2 separate regions of the Homo sapiens genome follow, and region 2 is linked to region 1. A link is a contact called in ENCODE Hi-C or POLR2A ChIA-PET data. All regions are on one chromosome and are shown on one strand. The core of a region is the stretch at or near the end of the contact, and the rest is flanking DNA. Distances in the headings are between cores, read along the strand shown. Region 1 overlaps CASC15 (cancer susceptibility 15). Region 2 overlaps CASC15 (cancer susceptibility 15).

Region 1 (6,428 bases), core at 1,732-4,231:
AAATAGAATTGGTGGCAAATGTGGGTGTCAAGGCCGGGCGCAATGACTCACGCCTATAATCCCAATACTTTGGGAGGCCAAGTCGGGTGGATTACCTGAGGTCAGGAGTTCGAGACCAGCATGACCAACATGGGAAATCCTGTCTCTAGTAAATACAAAAAATTAGCTGGGCGTGGTGGTGCATGCCTGCAATCCTAGCTACTTGGGAGGCTGAGGCAGAAGAATCGCTTGAACCCAGGAGGCGGAAGTTGCAGTGAGCCAAGATTGCGCCATTGCACTCCAGCCTGAACAACAAGAGCAAAACTCCATCTCAAAAAATAAAAATTAAAAAAAAAGGTGAGTATCAAAAGGGAGTTCTATCCATAATGAAATTATTAACCCAAAGGAAGTCTCAGTGCTAATGGGCCCTCATCACTAGGTATGTGCCTTGCCATGATATTTCTGTAGATCTGAGTCAGTTACATATTATTTATGTCAAAAGTACTAATAGATTAAAAAGGGAGGGAGGTGGAGAGAAGGAAAAAGACAAGGCTTTGGTCAAGTCCACGTGTGCTGGTCTAGCCATGCAGTCATGTGGTTTCTCCTGGGCTCTTCCCGAAGGGCATGTCCTCACAAACCTTCTATGAGCTAAGTCAGGAGGGGGAGACGGGCAGGAGCCACATGAAACAGCAGGGCCAAGGGTATTACCCTGGAGTCAGCAAACACAGCCACGGAGCACAGACACGGCAAATATTCCACAGGGAAAAACCACCGAGGGCAAAAGTGGCCCAACTGCTGGGAGACCTGGTAGTTAGAGGAAAGCCTTTTTTAAACTCAGTGGAAAAGGCCCACATACAGCAGGCACCAGTATAATTACCAAAGCCACCAGGCCCGTCTGCCAAGCTGGGCTGATGTGGCCTCTTGACCAGGTTTTATTCTTGGCGGCTGCTGCACTCTTCTCCCTCTGCTCTTCCTGCTCCTGCTACTAAATAAACTAGCAGATGCTGGCTTCATGTACTACAAACCCTGAGCTATCTATCTTCTCGTTTGTTTTGGCATCTACTTCAAATGGTAAAGCATCTGTGAAACGGACCAAAGCACTCCAAAAATCTACTTCAGGGTCATTTTCAAGAATTTATTTCTACACTTCCACAGACCGTTTTGAATTTCCCTATCAAAGATATAACAAGCGTGATCCACACACAATCACCCAGTCATTTTTGTTATTTGTCTTCTCTAGGCAAATACATGTCATTGTTCAAATACCAGCGCGGGAGAGAAATCACAGTGTGCTTTTAGTTCTATACCAAATTTCATCCACTCCCATTTCTCTTCGTTCTCTGTGCTACCTTATTCACTCTTGTGGCTTCATCACCAGCTGTGTGTCAGCAACTCTGAAATTACTATCTCCATCCCAGACCTCTCTGATCAAACCCAGACCCAGATATCCAAAGACCTAATGGACATTTCAAAAACAAACTACTTAAAACTGAACTCCTCATCTTCCTCTTGCCAAAGTATTTCAGTACCCACTGCTTTCTCCTAACTCATACTTTGAGTCATCCTTGACTTCTCTCCTTTCTTCGGCCTCCCATCTTGTCAATAAAGCTATCATGCCTGAGCTATGCTCTATTAAACAAGAAAAGTTACACTTCTGTCTGATTTAAGTGTGCTTTCTATCTCTCTCTTCCAGATTCCAGCAAGTATTGCTGTATGTGTCAGTCTGCACTCACTGTGTGAGGTTGGCAAATGCCCTGTTCATTCTCTCAGCTCTCCCTCCAGAGCATGCTCCCATACACCAATTTCAAAAGCACTAGAGTGCACTGAACACGATAGGTTTCTTTGTATCTTTGGGTGGGGGTGGTCATTCAAAAACCCAAAAGAGAAGTTCTCATTTCACAGCAGCAGCATCTCCAAGGAAAATTCTTCCAGAGTGAAACAACACCACAGTTCATAAAACAACACAAAAGGAATCAAACAAGTCTGTTAAACAGTAACGAACTACAAAGCCAGAACTAACCTGGATGGAGACTTAAAAGACAAAGTTGTGGCAGGAAGAATACCAAAAAAGTTGGGAATGGGAAAAGTCCACTCACTGATTCAGTTACCCTCTGTAATTACAGACACCCAGACACCCTCACATCTTTCATTCAACATTAATATTTTTTCAGCCTGTCCTCAACCTGTTGAAATACAGCTCAGAGGGAAGTATTTTAGAAAGATGCATTTCCTCAACTTTGACTTTTCAACGCAACTCCAAGTAGAATTTTCAAAGAATAAAATGTCTAATTAGGAAGAACAGGCTTACAGTTTCAGCTCAGTTCAACTTTGTTGAGAAAATATTTCGGTCAATGGCTCAATGGAATGAGGTCCTTTTCTTTCCTATCTTCGGAGAGCAGCGTCGCCATTTCTAGGACTGACCCCACACAAGGAGTGTTGACTGTAAACTTTCAGGGTATCACTCGACAACCCAGAAACTGGTGGCAGCTGGAAGGACAGAGGTCATGTGTGCTGCTTTCTATAATAAAATTCTTTTTACCCCTGGGTTAAGTTGATTACTCAAACTCTCAGACTCCTCCTCCTCCCCGCTTCCAGCCTACTCGCATTTTCCCTAGGCTGATTGACTCTAGGAAAACAAGTATTGCATTATGCTTGACTCCTTGGAATGAGATCAGTTCTCATTTCAAATTCCCTTTCAGAACAACCCCAAGGCCACAGACCCTGTAAAAATCCCAGATGCCCAACAACTCAGGAAGGCCTAAGCTATGACAAGAAAACATTACTTAAGTAATAATCAGCAAATGCATCCTAAACCCGGACTGGTATCCTCTGAGGTCTCTTCCAAGGCATTTGGCAGGAACACGTCTGTAAACCACCCAGTCTCACTCTCGGCTCCTCCTCCAAGGCAGAATGGCCAAGGCAGAGGCTTTAGTGCACTGTTCGGCAGTGATTTTCTCCAACTGGCACCATCTGTGCACACCCTGCCAGACTTGCTGACAGAGCAGGCTGCACAGACCATTACTAATCTCCCAGGGTCAGCTGGGTCAGGCCTGCAACAGGATGCCTATAGATTTCAAAGGCCGGTGTTCTCTCCGTGCCAGCTAATCGATCTATGTTGGAAAGCAAGCACATTTTTATTCCACCTTCTTTTAAATTTCAAAGAAAAATCTCAATTTTAAAGCTCTTCATGTGGGAACTGCTTGCATGTAATCAGTGTCCTGATACCAGTTATGTTATATGAGATCTTTGGAGGATGGGGCTTACCCATTGATCCTTTGCCAAGATTCAGTAGTAAGGCCAGGAAGACAACTTTGCTCAGACAACAAAAGGCCTTCTAAATAGCACCATCGGGAATGGACTACATGGATCAAGATTCAGCCTCAACTGCAAAGTCCTCTTAGCTGAGTCTGCAAAAGAAGAATAAATGCTACTCTACCAGGATCTTATCATGTGAGCTCAGGCAGTGTCACCAGGACTGGTAAAGAAAATCTCAGCATCATTCACCATCTACTTCAGAATTCATCTGTGAATGCTGCCACCCACTACCAACTGCCTATCAAGTGTTTACTAAATGTCAATTGTGTGCCAAGAGTCTGATATTCCCTCAAACTTCTGTAGTTTCTTTTGCTGAGGAATGGGATAACTGAGTCTAGTACTCAGCCATATAGTAGGCTAGACAAATCCAAAAGCCCCTTGAAGGCGGGATCATATTGATCCTGTTTCAAGGTGTTACCACTTAGCACAGACTTTTTCAGGCTTGTTGCAGTAATTCTATTAAAAACCCTTTTAGATAATTATATAAATACAACTAGGAGGAGGCAGTATCAAGATCAATTACTGTAATCATTTCTTTGTAGATGATGTTATTCTAGATCTTCAAATAAAACAATGACTCAGTCTGATAGAGTCAAAAAACTAACAGCCACAAAACTAAGACATTACTACCAGCTCCAAAGAGACCAGATCTTTTGTTTACAATAATTAAAGGTTTAAAGAAATTTCCAGATAAGTGACTTCATCTTCTTACTCTTGCTTACATATCAGTTTCTACACTTAACCAAACCCTAACAGAGTTTACATGGGGCTAAAGGGGTGATAGTAAAGAGGAATTTGTGAGCTGAAATATAATTAATAATTCCTCTAACCCAGATCATCTTCCTTGTAAAAATATGGGTTTGTTAAGAAGCCAGCAGAGAGGTTCACAGATCTGACATGGCCACTTAGGCATAACTGGAGACTCAGGTCTGCATGAGTTCTCATTGAATAATTTCTTCTTCCAATATTTTTCCAGCTTCAGGTAACCAGAGAAATCTCCAGGCTAACCTGGTTCCTAACACGTCTATTCTTCCCAACTCCTCCCTTTGCAAGGGAGTCCCTATATTGTCTAAAAATAAGTCACGCAATCACTCGGCTCCCCTCCAACTATTTAGTATCAAAGAATCACTGCCATGTCTACAGCAGACATTTTCTCAGCCTTTAGATTTCCTATCTAGATAGCACAAAACAAACTGAACACATAAAACAAATGGGAACATTTATAATGAGATCATGTTTCACATCCACCACGCCTCAACTCACCCTTCCCAAGACATCAGGTGCACTGAAGAAGATCTCATTCCATTTAACTTACAGAAGGCACACCTTCACAGTCCAGGATGATGTGTTTTGATCTTTCAGAATTAACACTTGACTAGGCCTAACTTCACATCTTTGGCTTTCAATGTAAAGTTTTATGATGTCTTTCCTCCACATCCAGTCCCAATTCCTTCTGAGTGTCTCTGTGATTCTAGACAACAGCAACCACTTTTTTAAACAAAGACTTCCCAGCATTCAACTTCATTTCTGTCTGTTTGATTCTGCTAGAGAAAGAGAGATAAGAATCTAGACAGAGGCTTTCATAGTGTTTTACCTGTAACTTGTCTAAACCACCAACTGACAAATACAGTCTCTGCCATTAAGCACCCCAGGTACCTACGGTGTAGAAGTAATTGCACAGACCTGTGCCTCTAGCATCACTTCCAGCATGGAAGCAACAAGGAGAATGATCAGAAGGCAGGATGCCTAGACGATAGAATGATAAATCCTCACGAAGCCTAAAAATATCAAGTCCAAGCAAGAATCATGGCCAAAATATTGCTATGGAACTCATAGAAAAAGACCTGAACAACAAAATTCTAAGTGGAGACAGTAAAAAAAAAAATCCATGTTTCTTAAACAGCCCAACCATCCACAAAGAAACAATCAGGGCTGGGTATGTGGCTCACACCTGTAATCCCAAAACTTTGGGAGGCCAAGGCGGGTGGATCACTTGAGGCCAAGAGTTCGAGACCAGCCTGGCCAACACAGTGAAACCCTGTCTCTACTAAAAATACAAAAAAATTAGCCAGTCTTCGTGGCGCGTGCCTGTGATCCCAGCTACTAGGGAGGCTGAGGCAGGAGAATCACTTGAACCTTGGAGGCAGAGGCTGCAGTGAGCCAAGACGGTGCTACCGCACTATAGACTGGGAGACAGAGCGAGACTCTGTCTCAAAAAAAAAAAAAGAAAAAAGAAAAAAGAAAGAAAATCGGGATAGATATAGGCAGACAGAAGTCTCTACCACGATTATCCTAACAAGGTACTCACAATATCTTGAATTTTGCCCATTTCTTTTTGATTTCTAAGGATTTAATGATACTTCACCAGCCTATTACTGAAAGGTAGGGTTTCTTATTTTTTTAATTCTCTTAGCAATTTACCATTGCTAAATGTGAACAGTAAAACATACAATTTAATGTTTACTCTACCTTTAGAGTTTAAAACAACTTAAACCTAAAAAATAGGTATAGATGGATATAGTACAGTAAGAGAGAAGGGACAAGGTTTATTGGATTCTCTGGCTTCTCTCACCAATTAGATTCTATCTGGTTTATAAAGATTCCAAAGGAAGATTCCTACAGGGGCCTCAGAAACGCAATCCAACTGAAAAACCACACTAAAAAGACGGGCACTGTGTAGGGTTCTGAGATACTGAAAGATATGATTCCTGAATTCCCTCAGCATTCTGGGATAAACACGAAGAAATCCTAAGTCCTCACTGCTATAGTTTTTCTCAAAGGAAGAGTTTCTTACATGAGATATTGACAAAACAGCCAATCTTCCACTGTAGGTTTTGGGGCTGGGATATAGAGATGATTCCCAGAGTTAGAGTACTGAGAACTATGTTGGTTTCTGATTAAATGTTGGTATAATATTAAAAACCAGTTAAGAATGATCAAAGGAACCTACATAAAACACTGTGGTCACTCTTTCTTCATGTGCCATTAGCATCTGCCCAAAGGCTACCTCTGTGACAAGTCCAAATGGCTTGCCCCAGGCTCTGCTTGCAGGAACCAGACTTAAATAACAGTCAAGGTCTGATTTTGAGAACACTTAAGTTCAAGTGCCAAGTTTCTTTAACATTTAATATATT
Region 2 (6,501 bases), core at 850-3,349, 39 kb after region 1:
GTTCACTGCAGCCTCAAACTTCTGGGCTCAAGTGATCCTCCCACCTCAGCCTCCCGAATAGCTAGGATTACAGGTGCACATCACCACATTTAGCTAACTTGTTTTTTAATTTTTTTGCAGAGAGGGGGTCATGCTATGTTGCCCAGGCTGGTCTTGAACGCCTGGCCTCAAGCATCCTCCTATCTTGACCTCCAGAAGTGCTGGGATTACAAGCATAAGCCACTGCACCAGCTTTTTTTTTTTTTTTTTTTTTTTTTTTTTGAGACAGGGTCTCGCTGTGTCACCCAGGCTGGAGTGCAGTGGCTCAATCAAAGCTCACCGCAGCCTCTACGTCCCTGAGCTCAAGCAATCCTCCCACCTCAGCCTCCCAAGTAGCTGGGACTACAGGTGCACACCACCATGACTAACTAATTTTTGTATTTCCTGTTGGGACAGGGTTTTGCCATGTTGCCCAGCCTGGTCTTGAACTTCTCAGCTCAAGCAATCCGCCCACCTCAGCCTCCCAGAATGCTGGGATTACAAGCATGAGCCACTGCACCCAGCCTATTTTTGTTTTTAAGAGCTCATAAGCTGACTCTGATGATCAGCCAAATTTAGAAACCACTGGACTTTGCATACTTTCCATTTTCATTAGTTCTAGGAGTCCACCCCATCGGTTCCTGCTTCCAGATCTCTGCCCATTTCATGATGGGTATTTACTTCTAGGATAAGCCTACAGCTTCCTGACTCACCATGTTACTTTCTGATTAAGTAATGAGAGATGTGAATTCTTCCTTCATTTATTTTATTTGTTCAACAACAAGTATTTATGTAGCTTCTTTCAACAGCTAGTGATACTTGGCTTCATATAAGATTACCCACTAACAATTTGATCTTGAACTCTTTCCTCAAAGGAAGATTTTTTAAAGCATAGAGCAATTATGTATGATTCCAATTCAGGACAAAGTAGGCGGTAACTTACATTTTTAGCTCTTAAGTGGGTGCTCACGGCCATATGTAGCTCCTGAGTGTGGAGATTACATCCCAAATATAGAACAAGGCTCATCTATACAGTATAATTGTGGAATTCTAAGTCTCAGTCTCCAAGCCACAGAAACGAGGGAGCTATTCAGAGAAGTGGATTCCTTCAAGCAAATATTCTATACTTTCCCCCAATCACCATTTTTTTCAATAAATCAGGTTGCAGCTGAGAAGATGCCAGGCTCATATATTCTCCCTTCAAATTTATGTATTTGATACTTTCTATTCGGTTTTTTTGGAGGTTTCCTCAACCCAGAAAGGGTGGCTGCTGATCATCTCTTCCTGAACTATTGTTACACTTGCCCAAGTACCCAAGCCCTTGCGTGTGACACACTTGTGCACCTGGAATCTCAATTAGTTCCAAGCAATATAAATAGAAAAAGTGGCCACTGGTAATGGATATAAAATGAAGTGGCAGAAGGGCACTTTTCAAGGCAGTGAAAATACAGCTTTGACAATGGACACAGGGAGTCGTAACACCCGGCAGGCTCTCATTTGGTCTGCACAGAGGAAAGCGTGGTGTGTAAACTCCAGACGTATCTAATGCAGAGCACTTGTTCAGAAGCCCTAGTGCAACATCCGGCTTTTGTTCATGTCCATAGGCGTCTCTTAGAAAAAAAGAACCCAAAGCACATAGAGAGGAAGCTGCTAAAACACTGACTTCTAATTAGATCACTAACATCACTGGAGGAAAAGGAAAATGGATCTGTCTACTGTTTCCTTAAAATCCGCTACTGCTTTATCTAAAAGCTATAAATGACAAACATCCTAAATAGCGTACTGTACTTGGGTTCAAAAGTTCAGCAGTATCTGGAGAAGTGGTAGCACCCTCCCCGAGGAAGGACCAACCTGGGGGCTACAGAAGGGTTATTGAACCTGGCTCCTCCCACTCAGACCATCTGCAAAAGCTTAGGTCTTTGCAGCCATTCTGACCTTCAGGCCTAGAGTCGTTACTCAAACTGCACCTGCCCGGGATTGGGTTTCCTGCTAGTGAATGATTGTTTCTTTCCTTTAGTCTGCAAACAGCTGTCACGTGATCAAGTGGCAGGCAGAATGGAGGGAGCTGGCCCCTTGCAAAAGGGCTGAGTGGGACACCAACTTGGGTGATTCATCTCCTTCAAAAACCTGTTCCTGAAATGCTTTTGTATGTTTATATTGCTTCTTGTTTCAGCTCATAGATAATTAAAGCCTGTCAGAGATGGGGCTCTAACCTGGAAAATATACTATCTCTATACTCATTAGGGCTCATAAGGATGAATGGGGCTCATTGTCTTTCCCTTTTCCCTTTGACCCCAGTGATTCCTAAATCTATGGTTTATAACCTTGCAAAAAAATGAGGGTAACCTTGAAAAGGAATGCACTGTCTCCCTGTAACAAGAGATTACAGTTGCATGCCAGAATCAGTTATACCTGCTTGCTAGACATTTTGCTAATCCAAATAATATGTCCACAGCATGCGTAAAATAACCTTGGACATTTTGACAGTAATGGAATAAAATCTTAGAGGCATTTTCACTCAATAAACATCTTGTGGGGGAGGGGGGATTTACATAACATTTGTACATGTTATTAGGAGATTCTACCCAAGAGGACACTGGCATGCAAGGAAGTGAATTGTTATAGTTACTCACAAGCAAAGTTAAATATTACAAGAAAAGGGAAGGTTATTCTAGCCAAACTTTCTGACAATAAAGAATCACGGCTTTCCCTCAAAAGGACAGTTCTATATTTAATTTAAAGAAAACACACAGAGCTATATCTATCCAAAATGCTTCCCAATGATTAATCGAAACAGTATTCCTTCTTGGATGAGAGTGAAGCAGTAGGAATGGAGAACTGTCAAATCTTCCAGACCTCTAGGCATCCAAAATCAATGCAGAGGTTAGAGTGTTGCTTGGCAGTGGCTTTCCTCCCGAGAATTTCACTCCTGCATATCAAGAATGCTATTGGATTTTTCACACACACACACACACACACCTTGGACATGCCACAAGTGTATTCCTCCTGCTGAAACACAATTATAAGGCTAACAGATCAGATGAGCATGCATTAAGTGGAAAAGCAGGCAGGTTTAAATTGGACTGCAGAGTTATCACAGGTAGAGAAACAAAATTAGTTTATAAGAAAATAAAAAAGAAAGCACTCCTTATTACTCACCCACATCCCTCACCTTCCCCTGTGCCAGCGTTGGCCCTGGGCTTACTAGGATGTTTAAAGGCCGACAAGAAGAAATCCTCATCTACAGCCTTAGCACTTAATGTGGGTAAATGTCAACTGTTGGTACCCAGGTGTTGAATAGCGTCTGCCTTTACTTTTAAGCAATAAGACAAGATAGGCTGAATACTTGTGGGTGACTATTGCTTTGCTCAAGTGAATACCAAAATGACTCTGAACACATGAGAAACATAATAATTCTTTCGAAATGTCCTGACTGAAGCACCTCATTTTAGATTACAAAATGGATTTCATACATTTCAGCTAGAAAGAAAGAAAGAAAGAAAGAGAGAAAGAAGGAAAACAGGCGGATCAGTTTATTTTCTGAGCACAGTATTAATGACATGATGACATCACCAACAGCCAATCAGAAAGCTCTCTGGTGTCTGGTGTTCTAACACCATTTCATATTTATGGATAAGCACCAGAAGGGTGTCAACCCTAAGCTGCATTTCCCTCCCTACTCACTTCTAAATAAAGTGCTTGCTTTCATTCAGCAGCCAAACTAACAACAAAAAAAAAGCCCTCACAGTAGCTCTTCCTCCTCATCCCAGCCTGTTTTCTGACAATTCTGAAACAATAAGTGGAAGGAGGGGGAGACTGGCTGGAACTTTGTGTCACCGCTTCCTGCAAAGCCGCTAAAGGCATTCTGGAGCTTCTGAAAAGTCCTCATTGACAAGCCAAAGCCAAGGCTTCATCTGCAAAACCCCTAAGAGCAGACAAAAGGGAGATTATTTGCAAAAGGCAGGTTAGGGGTGTCTGTACTCAGGAAATTGATGCAATTGTTTTTCCCCTCCCAACCATTTTTTAAAATTATTATTTACTCCTAGTACTTCCTCACCCTCTAAAGCACTTTTGAAGAAGAGAGTGAGAAAGTTAACCTTGCCCAGGTTAATCTGAGGCCAGCGCAGCCCGAACAGTTCATAAGTTCAGTTTCCCACTCCGAGACCAATGGAGGTCAAGGGTCACCCATGCACCCAGGAACAGGACAATAGGGACGAAACTGTCACATCAATGATGGCACTCTGTTCTCAAGGTTGGTGCTAATTGCTGGGCTGCTGAGAGATGTAATGGCCAGAGCAGGAGTAGGGCCCACATTTATTTTTGGTTTGACATCAACGATCTGTATTGAACAGAAATTAATAATGCATTTCAAATTCGAGGCAGCACAAAGGAGGTGTCTGTAGCATCCATGAAAAGTCCCTGCCCTAGACAACCACTCCACCTTTCTGGCTCTTACAATTCTCCCCAAACCTCATCTACAGATGAATATAGCCCTCTTCTTTTTCCACATCCCAAACCATCTGATGCTGTAGCAGGATCACTGGATCAAGCTCAAAAACCAGAATTATAACATGTAATAAAGATGCTTGGCCATGCTGCAAAGATGACAGAATTTGGCATGCTGGCCCGGAGCCAGAGCGACAGATCTTGAGCTGATGTTCCTTTTCTACAGATTTAACAACGTACAAGGAGAAGAAAATTAATAATCTGATCAGAGCAAGTTCAATGTCTACGAGCTTCCCTTGGTTTCCCTCTGATGAGCTCCCCACCCCACACTTTCCTGGATGCCAAAAACAGCCAAATGAAATGACTGTAGCCTGTCCCTTTTCCTAATTAACTTGGTTCAAAGGTAAACTATTAAATAGATTCAAAGAGGGAAGGAGAAGAATTGGGATCCTCACTATTTGGGGGCTATATAATTAGAATCACCTAATTTCTTTCATATGCGCCATCTGAGCCAAAGCATAAAGATGCCCCCGCCGCATGTGAAAGCGTACATATTTTACACACAACCCACACACACACATTCTTCTACCTGCCGAGTCCCTATACAAATCAGAAAGATCACAATATAAAGAAGAGACAGTTGTCTGTGAAGCAAAGAAGAAAGAAATCTGACCTCAGACCTCTAAATCCTTAGGTCATCTGGGGCTTAGGAGAGGGAGGGAAAAAATTGTGTCTTTGTTAGATAGCTTATTTTAAAAAGGCACAAGAGGGGAGGAAAAAAAAAAAGAGTTTCTTTTGTCCCTTATGCTAAGCAATGGGTGTTGTCATTTTGAAAGTTATACAAATTCACAAGACAAAATAAAAAGCCAGACATAAAAATCTGAGCACTCAACAAAAAGGAACAAATTAAAATGCAGTATGCTGGTATCATAAATCCAAAAATAAATATGTGGGCAAGTGTTTCTAAAGGGCACTCTTCCCAATGCTCTTTCCTAATGCAAATGAAATCCGTTCCAAAACCTACCTATTAGAAGGCCTTCTTATTACTCTCTAATCTTGGTGCTCCATGTGAGCTGGCAGAAGGGAGAACTAATTTGGATCATCCAAAAATCATTTACATTTGGTTTTGGTTGCATTATATGAGGGTGGTAAGTTGGCTACAAATTTCCCTCCCTAATTAAGTTTACTTTAGAATAATTTTAAGTTTTATATTCCCTCCACACAAGCCAAGTAACAACTGCAGACAGTGGCTGGCTGGCAACAGCAAAAAGCCAATCATGGATTTTTTTTTAATTGTCATAGATAAGTTATCTGTACACAGCTAATCATGGTGACAGAATTAGCTTCAGCTCAGGGTGCCAGTGTTGGGAAGCATCCAGAGACCTAGATTTGCCAATGATGTCAGGTATGTGCAAACAAAGGTGTGATGAGGTATGGCCAGGTGTGAGACCCACTGGGTGGAATACCATCCATCAAAGAGATGTCTTTCACTCATTATAATCACACCCCTTACTCCATGTTCCATCCTCATAACCCTGAGCCTTCCTCCAGTTCTTCAAAGACAGGGCTGTTGTTTACATTTCTTAGGATCTTCAACTCCCATCCAACCTACATATTTACAACACACCCACACTCAGAAAAGTCAGAAATGGCATGGAGAATCCAGGCTCCAATTTTGATTCCACTTAGACTATATCATAAATCACAAGGCTATTTGGAGACTAACTGCCTAGTGATTGGACCCAGTAGACGTGAATCAGGGCTAAGATTCTATTATTTAGAAAAAGTACAGAAATCTCTCATTGTCTCTGTTTAGGTATCATAGGATCTGCTTCCTTTGCCATCTTTATTATGGATTCTCTTTTTCTTCAACACAGGTTGAGTATCCCTTATCTGAAATGCTTGGGACTAGAAGTGTTTCAGATTTTGGATTTTTTCAGATTTGGGGATATTTGCATTATATATTTACTAGATGAGGATCCCAAGTCAGAAAATTTGAAATCCAAAATGCTCCCACGAGGCAGGGTGCAGTGGCCT

Evidence for each region. Hi-C counts contacts between places; a loop is a spot of excess contacts on that map. ChIA-PET counts read pairs that join two places held with the same protein, here RNA polymerase II (POLR2A). Pooled maps may share reads with other maps.
Region 2: a map of endothelial cell of umbilical vein shows a loop between it and region 1 (4-fold over the local background). The contact joins two enhancer-like sites. A Hi-C loop is called at or near these places in 5 of 168 maps with a recorded cell type or tissue (MCF 10A, endothelial cell of umbilical vein, esophagus muscularis mucosa and 2 more) and 7 of 50 pooled maps. POLR2A ChIA-PET finds 5 or more read pairs at or near these places in 7 of 52 experiments (GM12878, HEK293T, K562 and 4 more).

Annotation. Positions count from the first base shown.
Region 1 is chr6:21,882,169-21,888,596 of GRCh38, reverse strand. All of the region lies in intron 4 of CASC15 (cancer susceptibility 15), which reads right to left. Among named protein-coding and RNA genes, the nearest start is that of CASC15, 220 kb to the right of the region's middle. Within about 2 kb of position 2,981, at least 13 of the 41 ENCODE cell types and tissues checked have a DNase peak (open chromatin) inside an H3K27ac peak, as active enhancers do; they include endothelial cell of umbilical vein and heart right ventricle, where a contact is called at or near this core.
Region 2 is chr6:21,842,434-21,848,934 of GRCh38, reverse strand. The region is part of intron 4 of CASC15 (cancer susceptibility 15); the gene reads right to left. Among named protein-coding and RNA genes, the nearest start is that of CASC15, 180 kb to the right of the region's middle. RefSeq lists enhancers at 1,669-1,798, 1,829-1,878. Within about 2 kb of position 2,099, at least 4 of the 41 ENCODE cell types and tissues checked have a DNase peak (open chromatin) inside an H3K27ac peak, as active enhancers do; they include endothelial cell of umbilical vein and heart right ventricle, where a contact is called at or near this core.